2 separate regions of the Homo sapiens genome follow, and region 2 is linked to region 1. Evidence: chromatin loops called from intact Hi-C (ENCODE). Cell type or tissue: CD14-positive monocyte. All regions are shown on one strand. Each heading gives the region's core, and the rest is flanking DNA. Links, peaks and the distances in the headings are about the cores only.

The links. Hi-C counts contacts between places; a loop is a spot of excess contacts. Peaks named below come from ENCODE experiments on the same cell type or tissue, not always from the same donor. Only the 100,000 strongest peaks of a DNase experiment are listed, where the experiment ranks them.
Region 2: a loop joins it to region 1, with 2.1 times the contacts of the local background. A loop is called at or near these places in 11 of 110 quality-filtered maps.

The regions. Positions count from the first base shown.
Region 1 is chr12:47,353,957-47,359,215 of GRCh38, reverse strand. The region is part of intron 1 of LINC02416 (long intergenic non-protein coding RNA 2416); the gene reads right to left. Among named protein-coding and RNA genes, the nearest start is that of LINC02416, 2.8 kb to the right of the region's middle. In CD14-positive monocyte, for the core only: no CTCF peak of the experiment used is centred there; a DNase peak (open chromatin) is centred at 2,695; H3K4me3 peaks cover 1,259 bases; H3K27ac peaks cover 2,801 bases.
Region 2 is chr12:47,405,603-47,411,110 of GRCh38, reverse strand. No RefSeq gene overlaps it. Among named protein-coding and RNA genes, the nearest start is that of LINC02156, 6.7 kb to the left of the region's middle. In CD14-positive monocyte, for the core only: CTCF peaks have their summits at 2,416 and 2,615; a DNase peak (open chromatin) is centred at 2,660.

The sequences.
Region 1 (5,259 bases), core at 260-5,259:
ACACAACTACCACAGAGCCTAAAATAAAAATTGAGAAAGTAAAATAAATAAATAAATAAATAAATAATGCTTAGAAACAAACAAACAAACAAACAAAAACTAGAAGAAGAAAGAAGGCTCAATTATAAAAGGAAAGTTGATTCTAGATAGGAGCAGGCCATTGTATATAGATGCACTGTCTAATATAACAGCCACTAGCCATACGTGGCTATTTAAATGTAAATTGATTTAAATTTAATAAACCTCTAAATTTAATTCCCCACTCACACTAGTCACATTTCAAGGGGCTATCATATTGGATGTAATTTCCATCATTGAAGAAACTTCTTTTGGACAGTGTTGCTGTATACTTTCTGTCTTCATTTTATATCATCATTCCATGTTTTGAAAAAAGTTTTAAACTTTTAAATCAAATTTATATAGGTGCATAGATTAGAGAGCCAAAAAGTGCTGCAATTGACAACTTTTCATTCCTTCTCCCTATTTTTCACTTCCCAAGAAATTGTGATCAAGTCTTTTTTTTTTTTTGAGACGGAGTGTCACTCTGTCACCCAGGCTGGAGTGCAGTGGCGCAATCTCAGTTCACTGCAAGCTCCACCTCCTGGGTTCACGCTGTTCTCCCGCCTCAGCCTCCCAAGTAGCTGGGACTACAGGCGCCCGCCACTACACCCAGCTAATTTTTTTTTGTGTGTATTTTTAGTAGAGACGGGGTTTCACCGTGTTGGCCAAGATGGTCTTCATCTCCTGACCTCATGATCCGCCCGCCTCGGCCTCCCAAAGTGCTAGGATTACAGGCCTGAGCCACGGAGCCCAGCCTCGAGTCTTTTAGCTTTAAAAAAATTATGGCTATAATTCTAAATAATTTTCTTGTATTGCTTCCTCTCTATTATTTTCCAAGTTTTGGACATGATCCTGACTTCTTTAAGGAATGCGTGGATTCAGCACTCCCCACACCCCTTCCTAGTCACATCTGTACACACATGTACACTTCCAGTCCCCCATCTCCCCATAGAGTCAAAGTATTTTTATGGTTAGATCAGTATTCAGTGTTTTCATTATTATGAAAAAGTGACTACTTGCAACCAAGCCATGTGATAAATCATGGTTACTTTTTATTTAAGATCTTTCGATGTTCCCTAAAGTTAATATTCTTTTTTAAAAATTTGCTTAGCTATGTAAGCAGTTATCAGCAATTTGACCCCAGTCCTCTTCAGAAGTGTGGATGTTCTTCCCATATGTTCAAATATATCAATTTCATCTTTTTGGAGCTATGTTTTCTGGAGACTTGCTTCGATCTGCTCAGGTTGCTCTCTGAGGCCGCTGCACGGTTGGCACCCTGGAATCCCCGTCACCTACATCCTGCGATTCCCGTCCCTTCTTTCTTGAGTCGGAGCCACTGTTGGTGGGACATGTCATCCTCTTCCTTGACATACTCCTTCATCGTGCTACTGCTCCAGCAGTAACTATAAAAAGTAAATGTTTGAGGACTAGCATGTCTGAAAATGCCTTTAGCCTATCTTCACACTTAGGACTTTGTGTATATAAATTCTAAGGCAGAAATAGTTTTCTCTCAAATTATAAAAACATTGTTTTACATTAACTTCTAGTTTCCACTGTTGTTAAAAAATCCAAATCTATTCTTACTCTTGATCCTTTGTATATGACCTATTCTTTCATCTCTTTTGGCCTGATATTATGACATTTTATAATGAGACGACTTATTATGGGTCTGCTTTCATTCATTATGCTGGGTTTTTGGTAGCCTTTTTTTTTTTTTTTTTTGAGACGGAGTCTCCTTCTGTCTCCCAGGCTGCAGTGCAATGGTGCGATCTCAGCTCACTGCAACCTCTGTCTCCCGGGTTCAAGTGATTCTCCTGACTCAGCCTCGCAAGTAGCTGGGATTACAAGCACCCGCCACCACACCCAGCTAACTTTTTGTATTTTTAATAGAGACTGAGTTTCACCATGTTGGCCAGACAGGTCTGGAACTCCTGACCTCAGGCTATCCGCCCGCCTCGGCCTCCCAAAGTGCTAGGATTATAGGCATGAGCTGCTGCACCTGGCCGGTGGGCCTTTTTAATCTAGAAATTCCTGTCATTCCACTTTGGAAATTTCCTTGAATTTTTCCTTTGACTGTTTCTTCATGTATGTTCTTTTGTTGTTGTTCCCTCTTTCTGTAATTCCTATCATTGAGATGTTAGACCTCTTGGACTGATCATCTAATTTTCTTTTTTACTTTTCTCTGCTGTTTTCCTTCTCTTTGATTTTTTGCTCTACTTTCCTCAATTTACCTTCTAGTCTTTGTATTGAGATTTTTGTTTCAGCTTTCATATTTTTAACTTCCAAAAGCTTCCTTTCATTGTATTAATGTCCCTCCTGGACATTGGGTATCAAATTGCTGATACCCTGATCTGGGTATCAAATTGCTTTTTAAACAGTTCTCAGGCCCACCTACACCCCTCACTTTTGGTTGAACCTGTATTACAGATTTCTGAGCCTTTGGCGGGTTCTATGGTGACAAATTGCTCCTTGCTTTCCCCAGTGCTGACTAGGAATTCAGCTTTCATAGATCTCAGTCATTTATCCTTCCCTAGATGCTTTCCAGTTTCCAAACTGTACATGTTAGAGTGGGGCAGGGGTGTGAGTAAGTCATTACAAATTCCATTTACTGTCATTTAGTCAGGTTTCAGGGGAAGCAGAAGTAAAATCACATGTTAGATCAGCCATCTGTGACCAGAAGCTTCCCCATTCTCACTCGAATGAACTTCTAATCAAGCTTTCATCCCCTCTCTCAAATCTTCTTTTGCCACGGTGACATATGACCTTCCATTGCCCATTCTCTGGTTAATTCTGTCCTTATCTCACTTGACTTCTTACCAGCATTTGACGTAGTTGATCACTTGTTTCTGGAACCCCACACCATCCTCACTGTTTTCTCCATTTGATTCTCTCTCTCTCTCTCTCTCTTCTATTTTTAGAATGTGCTTTTTAAAATTGAGTCATAATTTACATATTGTGAAATGCATAAATTTTAAGTGTGCAGTTCAATCAGTTTTGATAAATGCATACACCCATATCCTGCTCCCCTAACAAGACAGCATTTCTATTCTTTTTCTCTTCTATTGGGGATCCTCCTCTTCTTTTTCCTGACTTTTAAATGCTGCAGTTTCCAAGGGCTCAGTCCTCGGGTCTCTTGGGCTTCTTCTCTTTTCTATCTATACTGTCTCTCAATATCCAGTCCATTGGCTTTAAACACCATCCAGACCTGTGCTGTCCAACACAGTAGCCACTAGCCACATGGCTATTAAGTCTGAATCAAGATGTGGTACACATGTAAAATTCATACTGAAGTTCAAAGACTTATAAAAAAAAGAATGTAAAACAACACAATAATATTTTCATATTGACTATACAATAAAATGAGATTTTGGATGTATTAAGTTGAATAAAACATTACTAAAATTAATGTTACCTATTTTTTCCACTTTTTAACATATAGCTATTAGAAAACATATGTAACTTGCCTCGTATGTCTACTGGTTAGCACTAGTTTAGATATTGATAACTTACAAATTTCTGTCTCCAGCCCCAAACTCTCCTGAACACCAGACTTCATATCCAAATGCCTACTTGATGCAGCCAGAAAAAAGACCAAAATCATGTTCTTTGCAGGAACATGGACACAGCTGGAGGCCATTACCCTAAGCAAATTAACACAGGAACAGAAAGCCAAATACCGCATGTTCTCACTTATAAGTGGGAGCTAAACATTGGATATTCATGGACATAAAGATGGCAATGGTAGACAGTGGGGACTACTAGAGGGAGGAAGGAAGAAGGGGAGCAAGGGTTGAATAACTATTGGGTACTGTGAACAATACCTGGGTGATGGGATCATTTGTACCCCAAACCTCAGCATCACATAATATACCCACGTAACAAACCCAGACATGTATCCCCGAATCTAAAATAAAAGATGAAATTATAAAAAAAAGTTATATTGAAGTGTCAAATATTGATTACAACTATTTTGAAGCACAGAATATATTTATTATTATCATGGTTAATACTGAGTGTCAACTTGATTGGATTGAAGGATGCAAAGCACTGATCCTGCAGGTGTCTGTGAGGGTGTTGCCAAAGAAGATTAACACTTGAGTCAGTGGGTTGGGAAAGGCAGACCCACCCTTAATCTGGGTGGGCACCATCTAATCAGCTGCCAGCATGGCTATAATATAAAGCAGGCAGAAAAAAAAAAAAACAACAAAAAAACATGAAAAGACTAGACTGGCCTAGCCTCCCAGCCTACATCTTTCTCTCATGCTGGACCCTTCCTGCCCTCAAACATCAGACTCCATGTTCTTCAGCTTTGGGACTCAGACTGGCTTTCCTTGCTCCTCAGCCTGCAGATGGCCTATTGTGGGACCTTGTGATTGTGTGAGTTAATACTTACTAAACTATATCTATATCTATATCTATATATCTATATCTATATATATATATATGACTCAAATGTTAATCTCCTTTGGCAACACCCTCACAGACTCACGCAGGATCAGTGCTTTGCATCCTTCAATCCAATCAAGTTGATACTCAGTAATAACCATGATAATAATCGATATATTTTATGCTTCAAAATTGTAATCAATATTTCACGCTTCAATATAACTTTTTTTATAATTTCATCTTTTATTTTAGATTCAGGGATACATGTGTGGGTTTGTTACATGAGTATATTATGTGATGCTGAGGTTTGGGGTACAATTGATATATATATATATATATCATATATATGTATATATCATATATTATCCCATTAGTTCTGTCCCTCTAGAGAACCCTGACTAATACAATTATAAAAACCAACAAATGCCTACTTGACATACCCACTTGATTATATAATAGATATCTCAAACTTAACAGCTCTCAAATGGAATTTCATATTTCCCCCTGCCCCAGACTGACCCACCTCAGTTTTTCCTATTTCAGTAAAAGTCACCACGGTTTTACTCAATTGCTTGGGCCCAAAACTTTGGAATCTTATTGACCACTCCCTTTCTCTCCCTCTCCATGCCCAATCCATCAAAGAATACATGTAGAATTAGCAACTTTTCACCTTTGTCCCTACCAGGCCCAAGTTGTGGATTGCTTTCACCAGGACAATGACCATAGCTTCCTGTATGTATCCTGGCTTCTCCACTTACTTTGTCCTGTCTATTTCTCTGCACAGCAGCCAAATGGATCCTTTTACAAACATTA
Region 2 (5,508 bases), core at 236-5,235, 52 kb before region 1:
TGTGCCAGGTGTGAGGTGTCAAAACATACAGAAAGAAATGCATTCAGCTGAGCTCTGCCTGCTTTTGTCACAGCTTTACAAGTCTCTGGGTCATGTCTCTCTTCACTGCTTTTAGGGAACATTTGAATCCTGCAAGATACTTGGCGTGGAGTGGTTTTGTATAGCAATTTTTTAAGTAAGGCGGATTTAGAAAAGAAGCCTAACATTAACCCCAGACTTCATGGAAAAATGTGAGTAGTTAGAGAAGAAAAGCACAGAGAGGGTGTATGGTCCAGGATGAGCCTGGCTGAGAGGACCAGCCATGCTGGAAAGAATACAAAGAATACAGTGCCATCACTAACAGAAGATAAAACATTTCTTACAAGATGCAGTTGTACTCAGAAGAAGCCTGGTGAGCCCAGACAAGCAAACTCTCTTTAAGTATATTATTCTGTTCTTTTGAAAGGTTGCTATGATTTAGTTGAAAAGATGTGCAGGCTCAGCTCTGAGTGTTAGCTTTGAAATTTCATTATTTGCTCTTGTGATGTGGGCTGGCATTTTCCTTCTCATGGGCTGTGAAATAACAGGGTTAGGCCACATCTGCAGGTCTCACTCTGTGCTCCTTATGCCTGCAACCCAGGGAAATGTCTGGGTAGGGTGAGGGGGCTCCCTGACTTTAACCAGATCACCTCTGCTTTCATCTTTTTTTTACCTATGTTTTCTCTTATGTTCTGCCTAAGACCTTGTTTGAACAAAGAGTTCTGGTCCTAAAACACATATTATTTAAAAAAAATTCTTTCATCTCTAGAATTCTATGGCTTTTCTCAAATCCACAGACTCCCTTGAATGTTCAATTATATAGTTTCATTTTATCTTTCTTCTGGGAAGAGAAAAAAATAGGTAAATAAGTTGTGTTAGAAAAGCAATCCCTGGCTTTATATTTTGTTTTGTGTTTATTTTGACATCCATAACAATGGTTAGGAGGGTGTCCAGAATACCATTTCTTTTGATGGTCTCAAGGATGGAAGGGCAGTTTACGAACATCCCTTTCTAAGCCCTATGTAGCTGCTTTCCAAATTATTACCGATTTTGGAACCCTTGGAGTCTGAAGACTAAGTATGCTATTTGTGTTTTGTATTCTCACACAGTCTTTGCTTCCTGGGCTTATTAAGTAGAAGATTTTTGGTGTTAGCAGGGCAGTCTTTTGAAGCTCTGTCCCATTTGCTGATTGTCAGAATTGTCTCTTGGCTGTGGTGCATGAATATGCTTTCATTCATTCATGAGCAAACTCCTGCTATGTGCCAGGCATTGTTCTAGGCACTGGGGAAACAGCTGTGAATGGAACAGACCTCCTGCGCTCGTGGATTTACAGTCTGCAAGCATGAGCAGGAGAGGGAGACAAAGAAAAAAGTAAATAAATCAGACACTTCCAGGTAATGGTAAGTGCTATAAAGAAGATGAACAGCAAAATAAAGGAAAGAGAATGAATGGTATGGTTGTAGACTCTCTGAAGAGGTGGTATTTTGGCAGAAAAAAATGAGAATGTATCAATCATTCAAAAAGCTGGGGCATGGAAGAGTGTGGGGGCGGAGAATGTTCTAGAAAAGGAGAGCAACAGGTGTGAAGCCTGGAGATGAAACAGAACTTTATATTTTGAGGAACAAAAAGAAAGCTGGGATGACTGGGCACTACTGAAGGAGGAAAATAAAATGGCAGGACATGAAGTTGGAGGGAGGTCAGATCATGGAGGGCCTGGAAGGACACAGAAAGGAGTTTGGATCTTGTTGCAAGTACAGTGCTATTTAGAGGCTCGTTGGTTGCTGAGTGAAGAATGACTCTATGCCATTGCCCTATTTTATCTTCTTAATAGCACCCATCATAATCTGGAATTAACTTACCTGTTAATGTGTTTACCTGTTTATTGCCTTTCCCTTCCACCCCGACACCAACAGAATGTAAATTCCTAACGTGACAGTTTTGCCTATCCTATACACCGAAGTGTCTAAAACATTGTAGGTACTAAAAAATCATTTAGAGAAGGAATGAATGAATGTACTTGTTCATTTAGACAGATAAGCCTGAGAGAGGCAGGTGTGGTATATGAGAGGGTGACGAAGTAGAAACTAATAAAATATTTGCTAATATTTTTCTAGTTGTACCTGGGGCCAAAGAGACTGTATGATTTTCTGCACACTCCTCACCCACCCCCATATTACATACAGGTGCAATGTGATTACAGTGAACTTGAAGTCCACCCTGGGGTGTGAGGATATATGTGTATATGTATACACTATATATCACCTCAAACTGTGATGAAATGTGGGGAGGGAAGACATTTGAGGCTGGACAGATCTGGGTCCAAATTCCTCTTCTGGCTTTTGCCTGACATATGATTTTGAGCAAGTTATTTTAAAACCTCAACCCTGACAGCATGACTCTCTCATGTGTGTTTTCTATGAGGCAGTTACTCTGCTCTGTGCTTCTCTTCCCAATGTGAGAAGAAAATGGCCTGCCCTGGTGACTGGGAAGGGTGATATGGCAATTATAGGGATGGGGGGCAGCTGTAAGATGGTGCACTTGTGTTTGGCACCAGCTAAATTGCCCAGCTCTGTCCTACCTGCTGCACCTTGAGCCACTGCACATCCACAAAAGCATCCTAGAGAGGGCACTGCAGAGCCACAGAACCTGTGGGTTTCACTTCCTGAAAAAACAAAACCAGGAAACGATAACAAATACCTTGAGTGCTCACTATGTGCCAGGGATTGTTCTAACCATTACTCATATTGACCAACTCAATTATTTATCCTAAGGACCTACTTTACAGGTGAGGAAACTAGTTACATACAGGGCACATGGGTAATGAGTAGCAGTGCCAGGAGTCGAACCTAAGTAGTTTCATTCCAGAGCCTGAGCTCTTGACACTCCCTGTGGCATGACAGGTGGTTCAAAATGCTGGTAAAATGAGTCTGTATCCATGGCTGTGGTCTCAGTGGTGAAGTAGTGTCCCTTGCACTCCCACAGGGCCCTTTCTTGGACCAGGCTTCTAGCCAATCATACCTGTGTCCTATGGCTTAATGTCGCATGGCCTAGTGGCTGCAGAATGGCCTCAGTCTGTGACACATTGAGTTTATATTCTTCTTTCAGATAAGAGAAAAATCTCATGGCCTCTAGTGACTGGTATGTGTCCCAGTTCTTTTCCCTCCTCCTCTGCATGATGGCAGGGGCACGGTCTTCCTCAGAACACCTGTGCTGACATCATATACCAGCATTTTTTCAGTTGCTGTCTTATTTTATCTCCTATGTAAGCTGCATTCCTGCTGCACACACACAGTGTCTAGCATATAGTGGGTGTGCAATGCACACTAAATGAATAGGAAAAAGGATAATTTCAGATAGTGATGAAGAACCATTATAGAAATCGAACTCCTGCCTTCTGCAAGTCCAGGATCTGTGCCAAGTGAAAGAGCTGACGTTACGCCATTGGCACAAACAGAGAACCATATTAAAGTGCAATGGCAAATTTAAACATTAAAGCATGAGAAGTATTTTTGTTACTGCACCTTGCCAAATGGAACTGAAGCAGATTTTGATATAAAAATTGACAGGAAGCAAAAGTGGAATGGATAAAAATAGAAAAGAAATTACCAAGCCTTGAAAGGAAGTACACAAGATGAAAATGGAATTAAATCCACCTTGACTGGAGGAGATTATATTTTAAAAAATGAATAAATTGACAGCAAATTAACATGTAGTACATCTACAATCTGCCTTTAAGGAATAACAAAAGATATTTTTATTATCTCAATGCAGAAATTTTGGTTGATTTTTTTTTTCCATTACTTCCTGAAATGAGAGGTTTAGTTTTATATAGAACTAAGTGTTATGCTTTGCCCAACTGCTTGGGTGCACACGGAGGAGTCTGTATTGTGTTTCTCTCTGGATGCAAGTATTTTCTTGGATGGAATTTTCTGTGAACTTGAGATTGTGTGATTGCCTAGAGATTGGGGCATGTCTCTCTCTCTCTCTCTCTCTCTCTCTGTGTGTGTGTGTGTGTGTGTGTGTGTGTGTGTGTGTGTGTGTGTTGGGGGGTGGGTATTTGAGGGCATGCAAGATGAAACATTCCAGAGTTGAAATCCTTAGGAGAAGTCCAATATGGCAAAAGCGGAGCCCAACTAGAAAACTGAAGCCCTGAAGACTCTTTCCTGAAGCTTTGTGTCACAGTTACATGACCCTGGGTAAATCACATTTTCTCTGGGTCTCAGTTTCACTATTTATAAAATAGAGATAATAATTTCTACTTTTCCTACCCGTTAATGAGGATCTAATTTGATAATGGACCTGAAAGTACTTTGAAGACATTTGCTATGATCCTAATGCAAGGAATTATTGTTATAATTTTTTTTCTAAGCAATGAGGTTATTGTTGTGTAACTCTAAGATTGCGAGGGGATTTCTTTGAAAAGCAGAGGAGAAGCAGTATATGATAATTCCTTATGTTTATATAGTTGTTCGTCATTTTTAAGATCCACAATCTATATTCACTACCAGATTTGTCCAATAATCCTGCAAGATAGGCAGCTCTTTGGGCAGATGGAGAAAGACTGAAGGAATTGCACAGGGTGTCCCAGCTCTTGCATGGAGGAGCCAGCACTAGAACCCACACAATCCACAGTGGCCCAAAAAGTCACCATGCTGGAGTTGCCTGCATTCTTCACAGGTGTGTGTGTGTGTGTGTGTGTAAATAACATCTGATTAATAAGAACACACAAGAAATTGAAGTCTTTGTCTCAAGCTTTCCTCTCCAAATCTTGCTCTTATGGACATAATATGCCATTTGGTTTGAGCCTTGGAGGCAGTTGTTAATAAATATGTGCTGTACAGATCCCGGTGCTGGCTGCTACAGAGACACTGGTGAAGAGGGCATTGATTTGGTCTTTGGGAAACTTCTGGTCTACAGGATAAGACAGACATGTAAACAGGGAAGGGCATCGTGTGATGAATATTATGCCTGAGGTGAGATGACTCTGTGAGGCATCCAAGAGAGGCCCTGCTACTACTCTTTGTGGGCTCGAGGAGGCCTCCAGAAAGAAGAGGTGTCTAAGGTGAGACATGAGGATGAGCAGGAGTTAAGAGGGTCAAGGAGGAAAATGTATCAGGCAGAGGCAGTGGCAGTTTCGAAAGCCTGGAAGGGAAAAAAGCAGAATATTTGGGAGACAAAGTGTTTCCAAAAGGCTGAGGCACAGAGTGTCTACATACTGTGATGGAAATATTGGGGTGATGGGCCAGGCGCGGTGGCTCACACCTGTAATCCCAGCACTTTGGGAGGCCGAGAAGGGCGGATCACGAGGTCAGGAGATCGAGACCATCCTGGCTAACACGGGGAATCCCCGTCTCTACTAAAAATACCAAAAAAAAAATTAGCCGGGCATGGTGGCGGGCGCCTGTAGTCCCAGCTACTCAGGAGGCTGAGGCAGGAGAATGGCGTGAACCCGGGATGCGGAGCTGAGCTGAGATCGCGCCACTGCACTCC